Regions from separate parts of the Homo sapiens genome. Here regions 2 and 3 are each linked to region 1. Evidence: chromatin loops called from intact Hi-C (ENCODE). Cell type or tissue: PC-9. All regions are shown on one strand. Region 1 has its middle 200 kb from the start of VGLL3. Region 2 overlaps VGLL3 (vestigial like family member 3). Region 3 has its middle 6.2 kb from the start of LINC00506.

Region 1 (8,000 bases):
CCTCAAATATTTACTCTCTGGTCCTTTACATAAAAAAGTAAAAGCTTGCAGACCTCTAAATTGAATTATTTACTCTTTAGGGTCAGATACCATATTTTGTACATATCTAACATCACCCAGATTGAAGAAAACATAAAAGGTGCTCAAGGATAATTCACTGTTGCTCACTCCCCATGCATGACTGCCAATTCAAAACAGGCATAAGCTTTACTGACAAAATGAATATTGTGACCCGGAGGGATTTTGCAGCATGTGAGCAGGGCTCCTGATGTTCAGTACAGAGTGGTTGCACATTGAGCACATGCTCCGTATAATTAATTATTCTGCTTACTCTACCTTCATTCTACATACTTCATTCTACATATGGAGTCAGTTTAGCTTGAAAGAGAGATGATAATAAAAAAGAAACACACACACGCACACACAGCACAATAGAAAAAATAATAATACATCCCAGAAAAGACAAAGAAATGGAAACAACAGTAATTTCTAACATAAAATGATTACCTACTGTGTGACAAACACATATTATCATCTATTAATTTTTTCTTGGCCAGGCATGTTGGCTCATGCCTGTAATCCCAGCACTTTGGGAGGCTGGGATAGGAGGATCACTTGAGCGCAGGTGTTTGAGACCAGCCTGGGCAACATGGTGAGACCTCGTCTATATAAAAAACAAATATAAAAATATTAGCCGAGCAGAGTGGCGTTCACCTGTGTTCCCAGTTACATGGGAGGCTGAGGCAGGAAGATCACTTGAGCCCAGGAAATCAATGCTGCAGGGAGCCGTGTTTGCACCACTGCACTCCAGCCTGGGCAGCAGAGTGAGAATTTGTCTCAAAAAATATATATATGCACTTTAGGAGGCTGAGGCAGATGGATCACGAGGTCAGGAGATCGAGACCATCCTGGCTAGCACAGCAAAACCCTGTGTCTTCTAAAAATACAAAAAATTAGCCAGGTGTGGTGGCGAGCACCTGTAGTCCCAGCTACTAGGGAGGCTGAAGCAGGAGGATGGCATGAACCTGGGAGGCAGAGCTTGCAGTGAGCCGAGATTGCACCACTGCACTCCAGCATGGGTGACAGAGCAAGACTCCATCTCAAAAAAAAAAAAAAATACACACACACACACACACACACATATATATATATATGTTTTTCTTTTACTGTTCACAATAATCCTTTAAAGTTGCTTTATGACTGTTAACATTTTATTGATGAAGAAAGAGATTTATTGTGGCTAAGTAATTTCCACAAGGTCTTAAAAATTGGGAAAACTAGATTAGAATGCAAATTTGACTCTTCCTCAATAGGTATCTCTTATGAACTGAAATGTGTCCTCCCTCACTTAAAATTTAGATGTTGAAGTTCTAACCTCCAATGTATCAGAATGTGACTATATTTGGAAATAGAATCTTTAAAGACACAATTCAGTTAAGATGGGGTCATTAAGATGGGTCTTAATCTAATATAATTGGTGTTCTTAAAAGAAGAAGAAAATTGGATACAGCCATGTCCAGAGAAAAGTTGCTATGAAGACACAGGGAGAAGGTGCAAACCATTTGCAAACCAACAAGTGAAGCCTCAAAATAAACCAATCCTGCCAACATTTGATATTAGACTTTTGTCTTCCAGAACTGTGGAAAAACAAATGCCTGCTGTTTAAGTCACACGATCTTAGGTACGTTATTATGGCAGACATAGCAAGTTATATTGTTATCTTAAAATTTTTAAGAAAACTGTGATTTCCATAAGACTGAATAACTGCAATTAAAACTATTCATGAAAATAATTTGATGTACGGTGAAGTGCTCATGTTCCAAACCTACCTCTAATTTTTTATCTATATGTTTGAGGCCCTACCACCTGAGAATGATTGCTCTAGGTATTCTGGATGTGTTGGTGAACAAGTGACACAAAGTCACTGGCCTCATGAAGCTTGCATTCCAGGGGAGACAGTCAAGAAATGTATAAACCAATAGCTAGTATTTTTGGGTTGAAACAGAAACTTTATGGAGGGTGACTAGCTATGGTAGTTGTTAAGAACCCTGAAGACATTTAAGCTGAACCTATGTGATAAGAAGACATTTAAAATATTGAAAGAAAATAAATTCCAGAAACAGTCCGGAGTTTCCAAGATAGGAATAATTTTGACATATATAAGTGATGGGAGAAAGATTATTTTGGCTAAAGCATAAAGAAAAAAAGAAGGAGTGTTGGGAATTGAGGATGGAGAGGAAATCAGGATGCAGGTCTTACATGGCCTTTCACTTTCAGGGGAACAATTAGAGGAGTGTTGAGCTAGGGAAAAAAATGTTATGATTTAAGCTTTTAAGTTTGTTTTGTCCACTCTTTAAGCCAGGTGAGCAATGATGGCTTAGGTTAGAGATTCAGCTATAATGACTTCGGAGAGTGAAAAGATTCTAGATGTATGGTGGTGATAAGGTCAATGAAAGTGATGACATGTTGCGCATAGACTCCAGGGAAAATAAAGCAAGAAAGCATAATTCTTAAATGTTGAAATAAAGAGAGGGCTGGGCGCAATGGCTCATGACTGTAATCCCAGCACTTTGGGAGGCCGAGGTGAGTGGATCATTTGAGGTCAGGAGTTTAAGACCAGCCTGGCCAACATGGTGAAACCGTGTCTCTACTAAAAATACAAAAATCAGCTGGATGGTAGAGGCATGCCCCTGTAATCCCAGCTACTGGAGGGAGGTTCCCAGGACAATTGCTTGAGCCTGGGAGGTGGAGGTTGTGGTAAGCTGAGATCATGCTACTGACCTCCAGTCTGGATGACAGAGTGAGACAGAGTGAGAACCTGTCTGGAAAAAAAAGAAAAAATAGAGAATTAGCTTTGGCTTGTAGAAAGATGACTAAACATTCTGTTTGAAATATATTTAAAGTTTTTATATTAAATACACCTGCAGAGATACAAAGTGGTGGATAGGATGTATAAATATGGAGATCAAAAGAGAAGGTGGAGCTGGAGATAAGATGCAAGGTTGGTCCAAGCCATAGGCCTGGAAAAGGTTACATAAAGAGAAATTGTGGCTTGGAAAGAAAAAAGAGGGCTTAAAGGAAGCCTAGAGAAATCCAGCATTGAAAACCAGCAAAAAATCATGAAAAGAAATGGCCAGTGAGTTTAAAAAGACATTCCAAAGAGTGTGGTGTTACAACAGCTGAGAGAGACGGTCTACTGAGAAGGAAGGAATGGACAACAGAGTGGAGATCGCTCGACATTTGAAGGAACAATTTCAGTGAAATTGAGAGGTGCATTGACAACCATTTTGGATGGGTTGAGAAGAGGACTTAAGTACAAGAGTAGGTTCAATTACTACAGAAAATTCTTCTAAGGTGTTTTAATGAGAAAGAGAATAGAGAAAATGAATAGAAGCTGTTGGCTGGTGAGCCCTATGAGGCCATTTTTAAAAATATAGAATGATATTGAAACATTTTTGTTGTTTGTTTGCTTTACTGTTGGGAATGATTTAGAGGTAAGAAAATCTTAATGATGGAGAGAGAGGGGACCTAACTGTAGAGCAAGGACAATCAATAAATGAGAGTCAATGAGGTTCTTCAAACCACATATGAAGAAGTTGGTCTTAGATAACAGCAGACATCTCTATGTAACAGGAGGAAAGACAAGACTATCCAGGTACAGATACAGATAGACAAGACTATCTAGGTACAGATACAGATACATGAGTGAATTGGTTTTGGAAAGATAAGATCAATTCTTACGATAAATATTTTCAATAACATTTGATTTACCATCTTCAGGGTAGAGTAAGGGGGTGTGGTGTGTTTGGAAAGAGAAAAACAGTATGGAAATGGTAATTTAAGTGCTTGGAGATATGTGCTGAAATCTCTATGTGTGCTGAATGCCCACTTGTGATTTGTAAATATAAAGTGAGATCAGTTCACACAATGGAAGGATTTTTTCTTCATTCATAGATAGCTGCTGAGACTGGTGGATAAATGGTTGGATTTAACAATTGTTGGGGTTTTGCCAGCAACTAGGTCAGTGGGTGAAGAGGACAAAAAAGACCAAGGCCTTAGAAAGACGTTGGCTATAGTGCTGCGGTGCTGCATAGTCACCAAGGAATCTAAGGAATCTTGGGTGCATGAGGAGGGCTGTGAGGACAGGGTGTGTAGGAAGGCAAAGGTAAAAATGGATTTGGAGAGGAAAAACATAGAGTCAATTATTGGAGGCCTGTGAAAGATTGAAAGGTAGCTGGAATGGAATTACTTCAGTAAGTAAATAAGAAAGTTAGAATGTGAAAGTAAAGTGGGATGTTTAAAATGCAGATTTTTGGCTGGGTGTAGTGTCTCATACCTATAATCCCAGCACTCTGGGAGGCCAAGTGGGGATGATGGCTTGAGGCCAGGAGTTCAAGGTTAGCCTGGGCAACATAGCGAGGCCATATCATTACTAAAAATAAAAACAAAAATTAGCTGAGTGTGGTGGCATACCTATAGTCCCAGCTACTCAGGAGGCTGAGACAGGAGGATCACTTGAGCCCAGGAGGTTGAGGCTGCAGTGAGCCTTATGGTGCCACTATACTCCAGCCTGGGAAACAGAGCGAGACACTGTCTCAAAAATATAAATAAATAAAATAAAAATAAAATGCAGATTTTTGACATGGGAATTAAAGAGATGAAGACAAGATCCAGGAGTGGAGCAGGTCAAAGATTTTAGATGGATCCGTGTTGAATTTCCACCAATGATGACTGAAATAGCAATGAAGAAATCAGTGAGCCAAGTACTAACGGCGATGATCAATGGAGAGTGTTGTTATGCATTTTCACTTAAAAGGTTAAAAAGTGAGGGATTCTTTATACTTTAATAAGGCACTGTCTTCGTCTTTTCTGGAAACTGTGGGCTAATAACTTAGCTTTTGGAGATAAATAACTTCTCTCTGTTTATCACACCACAGAACAATCCACATGAGCTATTAATGGGGAGTGACTCTGCATGTGATATCAGAAGGCCTGAAAGAATACTGATAAAATCTGAGAAATATTCGCGCGTACACACATCTATGGACGATTCCAACTGCTCGGTGGATGTAACAAAATTAGACTATTTCTCAGAAATAATCTAGTGTTTGTTTTCTAATTTATAACAAAAGTTCAAGCAGTGGAGTTTAAAAAATTAGAATCATTTCAGTCTAGAACATAAAGTTCTCCTAAATGGACACTTTAAAATAGTGTTCAGGAAGCTAAAAATATCTATATAATACAGTCAATTTAGTTTATCAAGGAAGTTGAGAAAGCAGATTAGAACACATCTTACTTTGACGTGTACATTAAATCACTTATTAACAGTTTATTCTTTGGTCTAAATATGTATAGCAGAATAATATGAAGGTAGGCCCAGAGATAAAACTAGCAGTAATATGAAAAAGTGTCATGAAAGTTTAAATATGTAAAACTGGATTGTGTATACTGTTATATAACATTTTATCTATTAAAGGACTATAGAAGACTCGGGTAGAACATATTTAGAAAAAAATTATTTCCTGATTGGCATAAGTATTGATTTGACTTACAATATATTGCTGTATTGACAGGTGACTGAGTTTTTTAAACAACCAGCAAAGAAACTTACATATTCCCTTTATAAAGCACAGCTTGCTTAAAATAGTAGCATATTCTTAAAGTCCCAATAAATGGAGGATTTCTGTGTAGCTGACCAGACTGTTAAATCATAAAACTATAATATAAGCAGTTAAGTTTGCCATCTATTGGTGAAACAAACACAGTGTAAGCATACCAGAAAAGTCGTAGTCTAAAGGCAAGTTATATGAGCATTTTTTTTTGTTATATAAGGTAACATTTCACCATATCAAAATATTCTAATTTATCCATAGAAAAATCAGTCTCATTACTGCTATGACATATTCCAGTCATTGAAAGGATACTAGATCTGGAATCCTATACCATGGTTCTTTTCACAGCTTTTAATGTGCAGTGTAACCTTGTACAAGTTGTTTAACTTCCTATGTCCCACTTTCATTCTATACAAAAATCAATTATGAGGGTGATAGCAGCAATTCATCAGTTCCTTTAAGTTCTAATATTTTATAAATTTTATAACATGAATATATGAGTAGATGCAGACATTGTCACATTTAATGGAGTTCAATTTTAATTTTCCTTTTAGGTAAGAGACATACATATTTTTCTGATGTAAACTCTAGAAGCCACTGTACAAAAGGCTTATTTTAGGAGCATAGAAATTACTCAGTATATTGTAATTGAATGCATAAGTGAATGGGTAAAACACAAAATGAAATGTTTTATAATTTTATAATTCTATACCTCCTTACTCTGTGTAATCATTAAATTTTATCAATCTGTGGCACATGGTTTACTGATTGTCTAAGTTGGAAAACTTTTCTCTTTGGAGCAGAAACAAAAGTAGAAACAAAGAATGTATTTAAATTAAATAAATCAAATCATTTATGTAAATTTGTTTTATATAATATATAAAATAATAGTCATTTTTGTTTTTTCATGTTTAAATGATAGAAAAATTAAAATTTCTCTTTGAACAACATTGCAAACAAAATGAATTACCATTTTCCTAATCCATTTGAAAAATACTATTTTTAAGAAATCATGATGTCTTGTATTGAGTATTACAGGGAAGCCAACTGAAGGCAGGCAAATGGTACAAGTTTTCAGGACATGGTTAAGATGCTTTCATTCTTCTGGGATTTACTCTTAAAACATAATCAGAAATATGTAATATGTATATCCAGTGTTATTTGAAACATTGCATATTTGTTAACAACTAAATATAACAGTAGGTGTATGGCTATTCTAAATTAGTTATAGCTCCAAAGAACATAGATAGAATATAAAAATTCAGGGAATATGGTCATAACATTTATGGTACATTCATCAGTCATCACAGTTGATATCTTTGGTAGCAGGAAAAAAAATTTAAATGTCAGAGCTCCTAAATTAGAAACAAAAATAGCAAAGCTAAACTAAAATAAAAGCAACCCATAATTTCATATCTGAATATCTTTAACATAAGACAATGTTATGCTAATGAATTTTAATTAGCAAGTTAACATTCATTAACCTTTTATTACACCTTTGTCAATAAGTAATTGTGAATCCTATACCATTAAAGTCTGTACAGCTCACTCACTGTTCTGAAATATACATCTTCTAGGAAGTAATAATACTCACTTTGTTAAAGTAGAATAACACAAGATAGACGAAGGCAAAATGTGAAATTTTTTTCTTTTAAAAAAATCCAATATATTTTAAACAGAAAATAAAAAGACAAAGAAATGCGTCCATTTTAGAGTTATTTTTCTAACTTTAGCAGTAAAATTTTATGGTTTTAATGTGAGTCGAAATGTTAGCTAGTTAACAATGAGGATCATTATGATATATGCTTTTGTTGGAGGACAAAAGGATGGAGTTCATGAGGTGAAGGTGACAACATTTGCAAGACTCTTACGTTTTCCCACGTTTCAGTCATCAAAATAAGCCTGAGGCATAAACAAGTGTAATCTTTGAATCTATGTATTTTATTCATTGTTTTATGTCAAAAATTATTTCACCACAAATTTTGGACAATTTACCATAAAACTAGAACTTTAGGTATGTGCTTGTGTTATCAATTTGAGAGTCTGTTTTATAATGAGAAGAAAATAAGAGGTGAAAAGCAATACAACCTTAGCAAGTAAATTTTTCCCAAGGCCCCACTATATTCTGTATAAGTGTCTAACCTCAGTATCTGAGGTCTGGAAATTCACTTATTTCTTCAGCAAGACTAATTTATTTGGCACCTATTTGCAATGTTAAATTGATTATTTTATTTTCCATTGAGCTCTCTATGAATATTGTTTCAGCATATGGGAACATATGGAGTAATAAATAAATAAGTTGCAAAACAAAAACTATTTGCTACAATGAACAGAAGCAGATTTCCATTTATTTGTACAGTATCAAATACAGATATATAATTTCACTTT
Region 2 (8,000 bases), 170 kb before region 1:
ATTTCTCATATATTGCTGGTAGAAAATTAGAGTTTTAGTATTTTAAAGAAGTAGACTGGAAAATGTAGTAACAGTAATAATTTTCATAAACTTTGGCTGAGCATTCTTACTCCTATGAGTCTACCTCCCATAAATAGAAGCAGCAGCATATGATATGTGTACAAAAATGTTTATTGTGACAATGTTTGCAGTAACAAAAAAAAAATGGAATTGAGCGATTACCATCAAGAGGTGGGATCTATGAGTGAATTGTGTTCCATATGGTATTGCTGACTGAAAAAGAAAAGCTCAAGAAAAGCACATATATGTCTTTTTTGGAAAATAATAACAAAAAAGTGTGCATATTTGTCTGTATCGTATGTGCACGTACATATCATTCAATGAAAGCAGAGAAGACTAGTTTGTCAAAATGTGTTTTCTTTTGGGGCTGCAGGTATTGAGGTCACTAATAGGAGTTTGAGGAGGAAAGAAGGAGAAGGACTTTAGAAGAAGAATATATATACATGTTTATTTATGTACATATTTGTATGTATGCATTGAAAGAGAGAGAGAGGCAGACAGGGAAAAAAAGAAAAGAGATATATTAATTTTATTAGTAATTTATTACCCCCTCCCAAATTCACTTAGGGGCTCATAAAAATCCTGGTCAATGTAGGCATCTTTAATATTTGCAGAGATGTAGAAATTCTGTCCAGATATATGTAGGGAAAAATGGGACTGAAACACAGATTCTGCATACATATCACCACTTATTAGCTGCATTACGTTGAGTAAGCCTGTAACCCCTCAGCTCCTCCTCTTCCTTAGATGCAAAATGGAGAGGACACTTCCTCCCCTGACACAGCTGGGAGAACCCAATGAGCTTGTGTTTTCTAGACGGTGATACATGATACAGAATGAAAACTCTCATGGTTCTGAATCTGAGATATGGTTCATTACGACAAAAAATTAATTCACATTGGAGGTTTGAGGCATCCTGAAGAATTGAGGTGCAAGCTGTGAATGCATCTGTCATTTTTATTTTGTCTGTGTCTGACTTAATTATTTCCTGTTCTTGAAGATTAGCTGTGATACTTGTTACAGTTAAGTTTCCTGATAGTAGTGTTTGCTGATATTGGCCGTGCAGTGAAAACTAGGTGCTTTTGTATTGATTGGGCAGACAATGGAAAAGAAGATAAAAATATTGCGGGGTTAACATCTTCAAGACATTTTTATACATTTGAACATTTTCCCTATCTAGAATACCCTGCCACGTGGAATGAGAGGGTACTAAAAATAAAAACCTATCCCATTATGCTTACGTATTGTTGAGATATTTATTCATCCCTGGCACTCATATAAAACAAAAAAAATTTTAAGTACAAAAAAGGAAGTTAGACTATGAATTAGGCTCAACAAAACTTCAATAATAAATGCTAATCCTTAAAAGTTGCAAATCTAATCAGTTTCTTTTAATCTTAGCATTAATTTTATGAAGGAGTTTTAAAGCTCCTTTGCCATATAAATTACTACGTAAATTGGAGAGCATCCCTCGTTATCTTAAGTATTTTCTTTCTTTTTTTTTTTTTTTTTTTTTGGGACGGTGGGACGGAGTCTCGCTCTGTCGCCCAGGCTGGAGTGCAGTGGCGCGATCTCGGCTCACTGCAAGCTCCGCTTCCCGGGTTCAGGCCATTCTCCTGCCTCAGCCTCCTGAGTAGCTGGGACTACAGGCGCCGCCAACATGCCCGGCTAATTTTTTGTATTTTTAGTAAAGACCGGGTTTCACCGTGCTAGCCAGGATGATCTCGATCTCCTGACCTCGTGATCCGCCCGCCTCGGCCTCCAAAAGTGCTGGGATTACAGGCGTGAGCCACTGCGCCAGGCCAAGTATTTTCTTAAAAACTGCAAGCAAGATTAGGCAATGCCATCATCTTTTGAGAGTTTTCTTAAAGGAGTTGTCATCAACTAGCTGCGGTTGGAAGGTGGAGACTTTTTCAAAGTAAAACTTGTCTTCCCAAAAGAAACTGATGTGCTCACTCACTATAGAAGGAAGCCATAACTCGCAGGTTGTCCTGATATGACTCTCAATAGAGAACGACACAAAGCATTGGAAAGCCTGTTTCAGTGGTCAGGTTCTTATCAGCAAATAATACTTTCAGCTTTGCTGTTTCTCATCTGTCATATAGGGGTGCATCTAAAGGAACAGCTCAAATGAAGAAATCTGTTTCAGAACTTGTTCCCTGACAATTTTATATCCGTTTTCGAACAGTCTGCAAAGATTATATAGAAAAATTCTATATGGCCTGAGGAATTTACAGATACTGTTTATTCCCTTTCAGGCTGCCTAACTATTCTTTTCTTGTTCTCTTTATCAGTAATATAAGGTTTCACAAACAGTTGTCTGCAGGCAACATGTTCTGAATTTCTTGGCAAAAAGGACTGATGAGAAGCAAAATATGCTAGGTATTTTTTATTTTTGGGTTACAGTCTGATATGCTGGGGACTTAATTCATAATTTTTTTAACACAAGTATGTGTTATAGTGTTTATTTTCATGCCTGGTCTACTTGAGCACTATTAGGTGATGCTTAGCATCTTCATAATCATTGAAGCCCTATTTATGTTTACTTGAATTGGACAGTCTCTTTTGGAAAATGTCAGAGAGCGAGCTTCTGTTCATGTCACATAAAAGTGAGATGAGGCCAGGCACGGTGGTTCACACCTGTAATCCCAACACTTTGGGAGGCCAAGGTGGGTGGATCACCTGAGGTCAGGAGTTTGAGACCAGCCTGGACAACATGGTGAAACTCCGTCTGTACTAAAAATACAAAAAATTAGCCAGGCGGGGTGGCACACACCTGTAATTCCAGCTACTGGGGAGGCTGAGGCATGAGAATCGCTTGAACCCAGGAGGCAGAGGTTGCAGTGAGCCGAGATGGTACCATTGCACTCCAGCCTCCAGCCTGGGTGACAGAGTGAGACTTCGTCTCAAAAAAAAAAAAAAAAAAAAGAGAGAGAGAGAGAGATGAAAAGTTTCTGATGTCAATGCAAGAATTGATATATATGCAACATATCTCATTCTAATGGAATGCTTTCCAATATATCTTGCATTAATAGAGAGATTGATTACTTATATCAAATAGGCATTAAAATGCAAGTATATTTCAGCAGTTTCTAAGCGTCTTTTGAAAATTTTGGAGTAGTAAATGTTATAAGTCATACTCCTAGGTATCATGTTTCCTATGTTGGTGTTATGTCCTTAATTACTTTTTTTTTGGGTAGGAAATGGATCCAGATTAGCTCTTTCTTTGATTGGATTATCTGTTTTCTGGACTGTAAAGCTGTCACTGCATAACCTAGAAACCTCTTTAAAGATGCATGTTTGGCTACATTTGTTATCCAACAGATGTCTGGATAGTTAGAATCTCTTGAGACTATTATAACTTGTGGTTTTGGTTACAATAAGTGATCCAAGCTTTTTTTTTTTTGGTTTTGCTCCTCTCCAGTTCTGGGAGAAAGCCTGTAGAAGAAATTACAAAGAGTATTCCATTTCATTTTCCCCACTCCCTTCTTCCTTTCCTTTATTCTTTGTCTCCGGCTTCAAAGTTTCTTTATATCTGCTTTTGAAATTGAAGTCACCGAATTGGTAAGCAGTGTCTAAATTCCATATCGTTCCATATAGTCCCCAGCTTCTATCACCCAAGAGGTTATTGGCCACCTTGACATTCAAATTTTGAGACTGGTAAATTGCCACTATGATAAAAAAAACTACCTAACTCTATGATTCATGTTTTTTATATATGTCCACAAGGTCAGTTTTTAAACAACTGGTTCAGATTTGTAACTTTATATCCTGATGCTTTAAGTACTTGCCAATTTACCCTCCAGCTATGCATTTTAATATGCACATGTCTGAGGAAGTGGATGTCGCTAAAGGCAAAGGCTAGAGATTCTGTGCACAGGAGAGTTTGTGGTTTTTGGAGGGAGGTGGGTACTGAGAGAGCAAACAGAATAAAGTGGCTTGCTGTCTGGGTCTGGGAAACACCAGCAAGTAGAAACACCTGGGTGGCTGAACTTTTCTCACCTGCAATGTTTCCCTCAGGTGAGCAGGTGCTGTACTTCTTAAAATAACATAGTGGATTATGGTTTTCTAGTAACATCAGCTTCAGTGGGTTTTACATTTCTGCCCTATTTTGAATCTGAGCTTAAAGACATTTTGACAAGTTCAGACAGTTTTTAACCTCATTGTTTCTGACAATACTACTACGTGGAGATTTTAAGTGAATTCTAAATGTGCCTGGAGAAAATACCTCTATAAACAGAAAACCTCCTTTGCCAGAAAATTATTATGCTGCCATGCTAGGTATCTTTTGTAATGATTTTAGTGTGCAAGAATTGTAATTATAAGAGAATAATTGCACTTAAAATATAATAAATTTAATCTTTGGTCTGGTTTAAGAAAATACACCTTATTTGTGATTACTTTAAAAAGAATTATTGTTCAAAATTTGCATATTAAATATGGAGAGAAGTCATCAAACTAGCAAAAGTATTTGTAATACATGGGAAGAAATGCTAGTATACCTAAAAGTATACTAAATGCTAGTATACAAAAAGCATTTAAAAATCAACTAGAAAATTACTTTTTAAAAAGCATAAACATGTGGCCAGAGTTAAAACACAGAGGAATAAATGCCATAATCGGACAATATCCAGCCTCACTAACAGTGAAAGAAACTAACATTGAAACAACTAGATACTTTTAATCTATAATATTGATCATAAATAGGAAAAATATATAAATATGGGTACAAACTTCCTAAACACATTTAGCCACCACAATTAAATATGTAAATGTAAATGTTCATATGCTTGGATTCAGCAATTATACACATGTATATTTTTCTAAGAAATGTAACTCGTAAATATTCACACAAGTAACAGCAACTTTGTACACCCGTGTGTGTGTGTGTGTGTGTCTATCTAAAAGATGTACATCTATAGAGAATTGGGTAATAGTATACTATAGAATAAATATTGTGCAGCCCTCCAAAAGGATGGGGTCGAGCTACACATACAGACCTGGAATGGTTTTCCAAGATAATACTGCTGATGAAATAGGCAAGTGGTATGTGTATATATGTAGATTGGGTACACTTAGCAAATTGTCTGATGATAGGTGATATTATGTAGGCTTTTTACTTTCTAAACACTATGTAACTTGATTTTTAAGCAAGAATTCCATGATGTTTTAAGAGTTTTAAAAATGTTTTAAAATGTAGCGCCTATATATTAATCTTGATATTCACCTGAAATGAAATCACAGTTCTCAGATTGAGTAGCCTTCTCTCTTACATTTTTCTCTTGCAAGTGTTAAGGTCCTACCCCTACACAGATCTTATTTAGAAATTCTTCACTAGTATTTAAAGTGATTGCCTCAGGGCTCAGACAAACAAATGCAATTGTATGATCATTAACAGTGATAATTTCATAAAGTAATAGAAAATAGTATGACTGTCTCTCGCACCTTTTTGTGATCATATGTCAATGTGTCAGTGTTAGCTGTCAATTTGCTGGTGAAGTTTGGATATTTTGATGTAGCATCTGACACAGTGTTGTATGTATTTAACTTTGTAATAAGTATTTCTTATCTTTATTAAAGGATGGATGAAAGGGGAGATCTATTTTTTAAATATAGAAATGTTACCAGGTTCTTATAGTCTAATAGTAAGCATTCTAATCCACATGGCTTCTTGACTTTTAATATGTATGAAATGAAAAGTTTACACTTACCCATACAAATGCTATCTTTACTTTTAGGTCTTCAAAGTTTCTACACACACTTTCAGGCTTTATGTTCCTATTTATGTTCTCTTTTTTTAATCAACAGCATGTTTCCCATTGTATGGTTACCTCTTTTATCTCCCGCAATAAAATTAATTGAAAGCATATTCAACTTACTTAAAAGAGCCATGATCAGTGGTGTTGTTAAATGACTATACTTTCTCAGAAGTAGAGCATGTTTATTTAGTGGGTTATGACTCTGACAAACAAACAGTACCTAAAACTCAGCTGTATATTAGTGTAACGTTTTTTGTTACCCAATGTTTATTTATTATTTCTATCTAATGGTAGAAGACTTACCCTCATCAATTATGTTTATTCTTAGTTCAATCCACTGGCAGCTCCGTTATTCTCAGTTTAAAACAAAATCCCATTTGAGTTGAAAGGTCTTCTCAGATTCTTTCCTCATTTTTTTCCTTGGGGTTGCCTCTGTTCCTAGAAAGTTATTCACGTCCAAGTTAAAAACTGTCCAGTTGATAAGTTGTTGTCTGCTTTTTGGTTCTGTCTTTTCATTCTTATCCTGGACTGCTGTTTCCAATATACCCTCCTCCTCTAATCTGTTTCTCCAGGCATTCTCTATACAATATTCTTTCTAATGTTCTTTCTAATAATGGCCTACTCAACATGGCCTATTTGAATTCAGTTCCCAGTGTTTGTGATCCCTGCAAGACGCTCATCTGGGGTGGCCCATGCTATTTCTTCTGCTGTGGGATACCCACATCACAGCTAATACTGACAGGACCCCAGAATTCTCACTGAACTGTCTCCTATATCAATTATGGGGAACATAGGCGAGCTTTAAGATTTTTTGGGGGGGATAAAACAGGGTTTGAGGTAAACTAAAGAGGGGGGAGTCTCTAGGCTGTTCATGCTCAGACCTACCATGTTGCCATTTCTATTTTCTTATTTCTATAGCATTTTACAAGAGGTAGATCTGTGAAGCTGCTGCCTCCCTGAATCTCAGTTAGAAAATGAGTCATAATGCCTTCTTATGTACAGTCAGTGCTATGATCTGAATCACTACATCTCTCCCAAATTCATATGTTGAAATCTTAGCCCCCAGGTACTGGTATTAGAAGGCTGGCCCTTTGGGAGGTGATTAGGTCATGAGGGCAGAGCTTTCATGAATGTAAATCAATGCCCTTATAAAAGAGATCTGAGAGAGATCTCAGGTGATCACACAGTAGAAGGCACTCTCTGTGAACCAGAAAACTTGATCTTAGATTTCCCAGCCTTCAGAACTCTGGTAAATAAGATTTGGTTATTGATAAGCTATCTAGTTTATGATATTTTGGTATAGCAGCCCAAACGAACTAAGACTGTTTAGAATCTTCAAGTTTTTAAGGAAAATCATATTCTCATCCTCTTCCTTGACCAAGACTTCTCACTTACCCATATGCAAAGGTTTTTTGTTGCTGTTGTTTTTCTGTTTTGTTGTTGTGGTGGGTGTCTTTTTTTTTATGTTTTTATTTCCTTTACTCTCATCCTGGCTCTGAATATTGTTTTTCCTTTTCTTTTGGTGGTCAGGCAGTAGTGGTGTTGGCATTGAAGTAAGGAAATGGGTCTAAGGACTCTCAGTTTCTTTCAGGCTTTTGTCCTAACTGAATTTCAAACTCAAACTCTGGAGTAAACAATTGAAATCTTTGTTTCTTCGTTCATTTCTGACAACCGCCTCAAGAGGCAATTGACCACCCTATGTTTTTAAAGTTCACACTGGAGAAGTCCGGCAGGGGGTGTGGTGGTTAATTTAAAGATACATATAGAGAGACACATCAGTTAAATATGACACATCCTATCATACCACTGAAGTGGTCTTCATCAAAAGTGTAACCTACTACTATGCCATCATTTATGTCATCTTGGGAAAAATGTGACAAATGGAGAATTTTTAAAAAATCCCTGAGGGCTGTTTTGTTAATCTTCATATCAGTTCTGTTAAATCAGGGTGTTTCTAAGCAGTGCAAAAAGGAGTATAATAATCTGTTAAGTTTTCCTTGAATTGATTTTGTGATAATTTTGACTTAGGCTACAGCCAGTATAACTCATATAATGTGAACACGTATATTGTGGTTAAGACCATTGACTCTGACATCAGACCACCTCTTTTAAAATCCTAGTTCTCTCAATGATTGCGTAAATTCTCTTAACTTAAATTTTTTCATTTGTAAAATAAGTATT
Region 3 (8,000 bases), 300 kb before region 1:
AAGGATTTCAGTTAGAAAGAACAGAGTGAACAAAAGAGAAGAGCAGCGTGGGGCCTTGGAGCTTCTGGTAGGTGGTCAGGGTGCCCAGAGCACAGAGAGCTCTAGATGAGGTCTGGGGGAACAGCAGGGTCCAGCTCACACAGGGCCTTATAGGCCATAATGGGGATTTGGATCTTATGAGAAGCTCAATAAGAGACATAGATATGTATTTCTTTCAAACTAAAATTTATTCATGTAAACATATTAATCTGAAAACTAGAGCAAATTCAGCCCTTGGCATACACAAATGGACATTGAATTTTGAAAATATCCAAAAGTGAGACTGTTCCTATAAAACCATTACTACAGTGCACATTACAGGGGGCTTTTTAAACACCATCAACTGAAATACTATCTATACACTAGCTACAAAATAGAAGAAAAGGGAATAATTTACTCATGAAATTCACTTTTAAATAAATGAGATATATAAAATATTCTCAACAATTAACATTTTTGTCACCTTTCCATTTGCTTGTATAATAACAGTGAAACTAAACAAAAGGAAATTCTTCTTTTGGAAGAGAGGCAAAAAAACTTCTGTGTTTCTGAGCCATAGAAGAGTCTTGCTAAATATCAACCAAAAAATAGTATAATTACATGATCTAAAATTAAAATAAAATAGAAACAATTTACAATCAGATTCACATATAAATATTTATGCATTATAGATTTACATTTCTAATATAAATATAAAATATGTATACATTAATAAAGTACTATGCTAAGAATTATAACCTTTAAAATTTCTATTTGCACTATCATCTAATCCCTTAAACAGTGGTCCTTAATATTGCCAAGATAGAAAAACATTAAAATTGTTTTAGAAGATTAAAAAAAAAAACCATTTGCTGTAGACTCATTGAGTAGACTAGTTGAAGACTAGCCTCTCCATTTCATTTGGGAGAGTTAAATCAAAAGAAGGTCCCCAGCAAATGCCAGTACAAGGAGCATCATGATGTACTCTGTCTTTCCCTTGTGGAGCCGCTGGTGCATCTCCTTCTCCTAGGGTTCTAACACTGGGGCGGGGGAGGGGGGCGGCATCTTATCTTTAATAGCCACTAGACCCTCATTTTCTACACTATTGCACCTTCCTTGGGATCTAGAGAGCATTCCCTGGTGGGCTTCTCGGGCCTCTGCCAAATGTCCAATTTAGAACACCGGGGATATCAAGATACTTCTCAAAATGTTCATATTCAATTCTAACTCGAAAACTTCCTGTCTAAAGTTGCCATTTTTCCTTCCTGAACTCATCAGTTACTCTTCGTTATCAGTATTCTCAACCTGCTAGCATGAGCTTTTCTTTCATGGGAAACACGCTGACGATGATACTTGCCAGTGATCATTTACACTGTTTCTGAAAGATTTTGGCATGTCTAGCTCTTAACATGAAAGGCTGTTTTTATCAATTGGTTTGGTAAGATTCTTCTTTATTTTTTTGTGGTAAATTTACTCTAAATTGTGTATTTCATGAAAATCCATTTGTTTTTCTTGATGTAGTTGAAGAAGGACATGAAATATCTTCTGGAACTATTGCTTTTTACTTTCTGACCATGATTTCTTGGTTGCAGCAAATCTGCTCAGTTTAATACTTTTAATATAATATTTAGGTACATTGATTATTTTATCTTCTTCAGTTATTTTAATGTACATTTCATTTATTTCTTCTCTGTTAAAATAAGTGTGTTTTCTATGCTTGCTGTAACAAATTACCACAAACAGTGGCTTAAAACAATGTAAATTTATTATCTTGCGTTCTGGACATCAGCAGTCTGAAATCAGTTTCCCTGGGGTAAAATCAGTGTATCAACAGGGCTGCAGTTCTTCGAGCAGCGCTATCGGAGAATCCATCCCTTCTCTCTCACAGTTTCTGGAGGTGGCCTACGTTGCTTGATTCATAACCACATCTCTTCAACCTCTGCTTTCATTGCATCATTTCCTTCCTGGACTTGGATCTTTCTGCCTCCCTTTTACAAGAACCTGTGTGATTACTTTGGAGCTCACCCAGGTATCCCAGGGTACTCTCCCCATCTCAGGATACTTAAATTGATTATATCTATGAAGTCTCTTTTGACATGTAAGTGAATAGAATACATTTACATTTTTGTTCTGGGACTTAGGACATGGATACCTTTGCCAGGGAGAGTAGGGGACATTATTCAGCTTCCACAGTAAGTTTTACTAGGCCACATCAGTCCATTTCTTCAAAACTTCTAAGAAATCTCCATTTCCTGAAACATTTGTTTTAGGAAATTCCAAGTTCCCACCATCCATGTCGTCTTCTCCAATAACAGCAGTCAGATCACTGAGCTTCAGCAAGGGTTAACCTAGAAATTTGATCTGATTTTTACTTTTAGAACTTGTTCCATACCACTTTTGCATTTTATAGCATTGCATTTCATTTAGTGTTCACTAACTCTTCTTTCCCATCTTTCTGCTTATAAAAAAGTCTTCATACTTTCCTCATGATTAGAATTTTTATCAAAGCATTTTAATGTCTGAAGTTGTGCTTCATTTTGCTGATGTATAATGAAGAGTGTTTTAGCTGAAATGTAGTTGAAGCAGCTACTTGAAATTTTAAATGTTTTGATGCACCATTTGCCATTAAAACACTGAGTCTTTCTTGTTACATTTATTATCAGCCCAGCTTGTTCTAAACATTGAGATTTCTCTTCTTTCAGTCTTTTTTCTAGGTAACTTTTAAAAAGCCAACATAAAGAATTGGAGATTTCCAGGTCTTTGTATTTCTGTTAAAGTGTTCTCAAGTCTGGCTTTCATTAAAGTTGCTTCAATTCCTGAAAATTCCTTTTTATGAACCTCAAGCATCTCGAAGATGTGCTCTCTTTCCTTCAGAAGGGCAGAAACTTCAATGGCCAGTCAGGGATGCCACCAGGATGGACCAGGGTGATGTAGAGTTTCATGGTCATCAGTGGATCTATGGCTGAGCCCCATCATGTTGCCAGACTGGAGAACTCTATGAACATTCTGTCTGGAGCCATACCAGTGTCTGGCAACTAGGGTAGACCTTAGTGGAGGTAAGAGAGAAGGAACAAGCACTGTAGAAGAAAACCTTCCAACCTTCCTCAAGCAATGACAAACATAGATGGGATAATATCACATTACCCTGGGAGATATGGACTGGGCCTCTAGAGGCACGTGATGATAGCTGGGGGCTCTGAACACCCTAGCCCTGCCATTGGTGCCTCAAAGGCTCAGGGAATCTGTCTTGTCTCATGTGTAAATCATTTAGAATCACTGGTTGAGATCTCCACCAGCTGTAGAGCACTAGTTGAGAGCATTTACAGGCTGCTAAACCTGGCCAATATTTCATTTTCTCTTAAACTTTTCATTCTGTGATCCTTCTAAGATTGTCAGATTTAGCAAATGAAAATACATGTGCTCAGTTAAATGTGAATCTCAAAAAAAATTAATATAAAGACATCTCATGTAATAGCTGTGATATACTTATAATAAAAAAATTGCCATTTTGTTTGCTATTCAAATTTACCTGGGGATCCTGTATTTATCCAGCCACTCTCCTTCCTGGAGGCATTGTTCTCTCCATAATGATAACAGAAAACTCACTGCTGTCAGTGAGTTTGACTAGCTTTGAATATGTATCAAGGAGAGGGTTGTAAAGGGCCCCCAAAAAGGGTTTCAACCAATGGTGTGCTGGAACCAGATTGCACCCACTGGCTAAAGCTGATGATAACCAGTTTTTTTGCAACCCTGTGTTCAGGAATGTCTCATTGACATGGCTTGAAATGCCGTGGTTGGCATTTACACCAAAGACATTTTGCACCCAATAAATAAGCGAATACTAGAGACGAAGGTTTCTTCTGCCTTCTGCCTCTCCACCCCCAACCCCCAAAAAGCAGGTTAAACATTGACTTACGTATGACTGATTATGACCGATTCTCTTGAACTATAAACTCTGTCAGTCTTAGAATGTGGAAAGCAATCTTGGAAGCCAGTTTTCTCCCCTTTAGAGTAAGGGTGAGTGAGAAATACCATTGCCACCAGAGGTCACTCTTAACCTCTTGAATCCAAAAGCACTCAAGCTACACGGAATCACCTCTTGACACAGAATCAGGAAGGACATTTTCTATACCATAAAGTAAGTGACTTAAAATTAATTCTACATTTTAACCTGTCTAACTCTATGGAGTTTCCATAGAACATAAACATAGAATATAAAATAGTTAAAGCACTAGTAACATAGGTATTATTTATTATCACTTTTCTATTAGTTGCCAAGCACAGAAATTTATTTTATTTAGTGAAGATCTCCTTATTTCAGTGCTATCAAAAGAAATATAGAATGTGAAGAGATGGAGGAAATGGTACTTTATTAAGTTTTATCTTTACATACACATTCTTGGACACAGAGTAAGTTCAAAGAACTAAGAAAATTTTAGTAGAAGTAAAACACCTTGAAGACCACATGATCAGTGAGAGGTAATTATTCATATAATTTGGCTTAAAACACAGCTCTGCTTAAAACATAGCTATGTTCAACTATATTTTGTTAAAGATGTAATAAAACTACAAATATTTGATGGACACTGTCTATACAGTATATGAAATGAATAGAATATTACCATTCTTTAAGGTAAGGGTCTAATGGAATAATTTATATGTATATATAAAATATTAGATATATATATTTCCAAATAGTAAATTATATAGTAGAATTTTCGACAAGTTGCTATGAGAACTTAGAAAAACACAGTCTTTTAAAATGCCTCTTTTCTCTTAAATTTATTGGCTGATTTATGGCCTAGATGTTACCTTGGTGGTGAACAAGAGGCTTACATTCTGTTAAAGAAATAAATAAATTACAGAATTACTTCAAATGGTCCTAAGCGTTATAAAAAACATAATAGAAGATGATGAAATATGGGAAAACTGGGGTGCAATTGGCATGGTCAGGTAAGATTCTCCTGGGGGAAACTGAACTGAGTACTGAATAAGGAGCTGGCCTTATGAGATTTAAAGAGAGAATATTCCAGGCAGAAGAGTGGAAATTTAAAAGGCCCATGTGATGAGGATTCTGAAACTCTACAGACATATAAATTAACAGAGTCAGTACAATAGTTAAAATATAGGATTTGTTGGTAGGCTTGCCTGAAGGAACATCTTTTCACATGTAATGGATGGACCTATTGAATGATCCATCCTCTTTGCAATCTGGACTGCACAGATTATTTTGTTGCTAGGTACAGCCAATCTCCTGCAGGCGCTGAGAGGGGAGTTCAAATGCCCCTCAAAGGAAAGGTAGAGACACCGTTGTGAGAGAACAGCTTGCTCCAAAGCACACCAACCGTGAGATCTCAGCATGGAAGACTTATTTCTTTTTAAACAACATGTGGAGGGCTGGGTGTGGTGGCTTACACTCGTAATCCCAGCACTTTGGGAGGCTGAGGCTGGAGGTCTGCTTGGAGCCAGGAGTTCAAGACCAGCCTGGGCAATATGATAAGAACCTGTGTCTACACAAATTTTAAAAAATTAACCTGGCATGGTGGTGCGCACTTGTTGTCCCAGTTACTCGCGAGGCTGAGGCAGGAGAATCACTTGAACTCAGAAGTTGGAGGCTACAGTGAGCTATAATTACACTACTGCACACCAGCCTGGGTGACAGAGTAAGACCCTGTCTCAAAACAAAGAAAAAAAGGAAACCATACAAAGCCTCAAAACCATCAAAATTTGCCTACCAACTCTGGGAACAAGTCTAACTTTGCACCAAAACAGAATGACATTATAGTTAGAAAAGGATTTTGCCGAATGTTTGAAGTGATGAAAGATTTTTAAATTTTTCAATCCTTGAGACTGTAATTATATAAGTCTATAAAACTGATTAGACATTTTAAGACACTGTAGAGAAGGAACTTAAAAAGTAGCAATCACAAGTAAGTGGCTTTTAAGTTTGGTTTTTTTTTTTTTTTTTTTTTTTTTTTTGTGATGGAGTCTTGCTCTGTCGTCCAGGCTGGAGTGCAATGATGCGATCTTGGCTCACTGCAGCCTCCGCCTCCCCGGTTCAAGCGATTCTCCTGCCTCAGCCTCCTGAGTGACTGGGATTACAGGCATGTGCCAACATGCCTGGCTAATTTTTGTATTTTTAGTAGAGATGAGTTTTCACCATGTTGGCCAGGATGGCCTCGAACTCCTGACCTCGTGATCTGCCTGCCTCGGCCTCCCAAAGTGCTGGGATTACAGGCATGAACCACCGAGCCCGGCCTAGATTATTTTTAAGAGATATATAAAAGTGAATTGTTTACTTGATTACAGCTGACGAGGCATTTTTTTAAAAAAGAGGAAACAATATAATTTTTTTTTGTTGTTTAGACTAGATTTCATGAATATGCTTCTGGAAACAAACATTTTCTTTGTACTTCCATGTGATGTGTGGTGCAAGTCATTGTTTCCATCTTTCCTGGTCCAAGAGAGCTAGAATGTGAGTAAAAGAGACTTCACACATGAAAAGCACATACCTAGAAGCCAGAGAGCAGGATCCATTGTAGGATCTGGCTATCTCTTCCTCTGTCATGTGTGGGCTTAACTTGATTGAATAACCCATTTGTTTCATTCATTCATTTATTCATTCAGTTTTGGCATCAGACTAACATGAGCTCATATTCATCATATGATGCAGTACAAGCTATTTAACTCCAAAATTCAGCAATATCAACAATAAAATGAAGATACTCCATAAATTATTTAATGGTTATTGAGGTTAAATAAGATTGTGCAATTGCTAACACATGCCATGGGCCAGTGGCCTTAGTAAATAATAGACTGCTATTACTGTTGTTTTTATTGTTCGTTTACTAATTCAGAAAACTATTTATTAGCTACATTCTTTATTATGAGGACTGTGTTAGATTCTGGGGATAGGGGCAATACATGATTGAGTTTATTTGTCTAATATATGCATATATGTGCCTAATATTTGTCTAACGTATTATATATACCTACATATATATGATTACTAATCAGATGCTATGTAGAAATGTATACAAACAATAGCTATAATATTGATATCTATCTTGAGCAAGCTGAGGCTCAGAGAGGGTAATGACTTCCTCAAGATGGCACAGCTCATATCAGAGCCAGGCTTTGATGGTGGCTCACCAGCCCCATTCTGTTCCTTTAACAACTAACACCAAAGTGCCTGTCACCTTGGCACAGTCAAGAGTGGTTAGTTTTTTTGTAAGCTAACTGTTGTTGGGTGTTAGAGAAGGCTCTAAAGAGTGGTGTCCTCTAAGTTGGCTTTGGAAAGAAAAGTATGTGTTTATCAGATGGGGAATGGGGAAGAGAGATTGGGAGAATAAGTAGCAGAAAGGGAGGTTAGCATTTTTTTCCCCAGAAGTGAACAACAAAAAGCCTAGTTTCAGTAGTAGCCATGGCATATAATTATATATTAATGTCTTTTTAACTAAAGAAAAGCAGAACACTATTAAACTATAAAAATCAGTTATAAAGTTATCTTTTACACTCTTTTTTTTTTTTTTTTTTTTTTTTTTGAGACAGAGTCTCGCTCTGTTGCCCAGGCCGGACTGCGGACTGCAATGGCGCAATCTCGGCTCACTGCAAGCTCCGCTTCCTGGGTTCACGCCATTCTCCTGCCTCAGCCTCCTGAGTAGCTGGGACTACAGGCGCCCGCCACCGCGCCCGGCTAATTTTTTGTATTTTTTTAGTAGAGACGGGGTTTCACCCCGTTAGCCAGGATGGTCTCGATCTTTACACTCTTGTTAAAAATCTTGTAGAAAAGCACGCAGTAAATTCGTATAATAAAAGACAACTCATGATTTTTAAGAGTATAGAAAAATAAAAAGGGGATTTTAAAAAAAAATTAGAGTTTGCTTTACTGAATTGTTAATAAGGACAAAAATAGAGCTCATATTTCATCCATTCTTAGTATGTGCATTTTTTTTGTTAGTTGGGACTGCAAAATGACAACT

The links. A loop is a pair of places that touch in the nucleus more often than their neighbours do. Peaks named below come from ENCODE experiments on the same cell type or tissue, not always from the same donor. Only the 100,000 strongest peaks of a DNase experiment are listed, where the experiment ranks them.
Region 2: a loop joins it to region 1, with 4 times the contacts of the local background. A loop is called at or near these places in 7 of 110 quality-filtered maps.
Region 3: it touches region 1 in a loop (7-fold over the local background); 87 of 110 quality-filtered maps call a loop at or near these places.

What each region holds. Positions count from the first base shown.
Region 1 is chr3:86,783,320-86,791,319 of GRCh38, reverse strand. No RefSeq gene overlaps it. Among named protein-coding and RNA genes, the nearest start is that of VGLL3, 200 kb to the left of the region's middle. In PC-9, no CTCF peak of the experiment used is centred here; a DNase peak (open chromatin) is centred at 4,119; H3K27ac peaks cover 806 bases.
Region 2 is chr3:86,950,369-86,958,368 of GRCh38, reverse strand. The region is part of intron 3 of VGLL3 (vestigial like family member 3); the gene reads left to right. Among named protein-coding and RNA genes, the nearest start is that of VGLL3, 37 kb to the left of the region's middle. In PC-9, no CTCF peak of the experiment used is centred here; DNase peaks (open chromatin) are centred at 3,868 and 6,868.
Region 3 is chr3:87,079,056-87,087,055 of GRCh38, reverse strand. No RefSeq gene overlaps it. Among named protein-coding and RNA genes, the nearest start is that of LINC00506, 6.2 kb to the left of the region's middle. In PC-9, CTCF peaks have their summits at 3,861 and 4,065 (motif pointing right); a DNase peak (open chromatin) is centred at 4,085.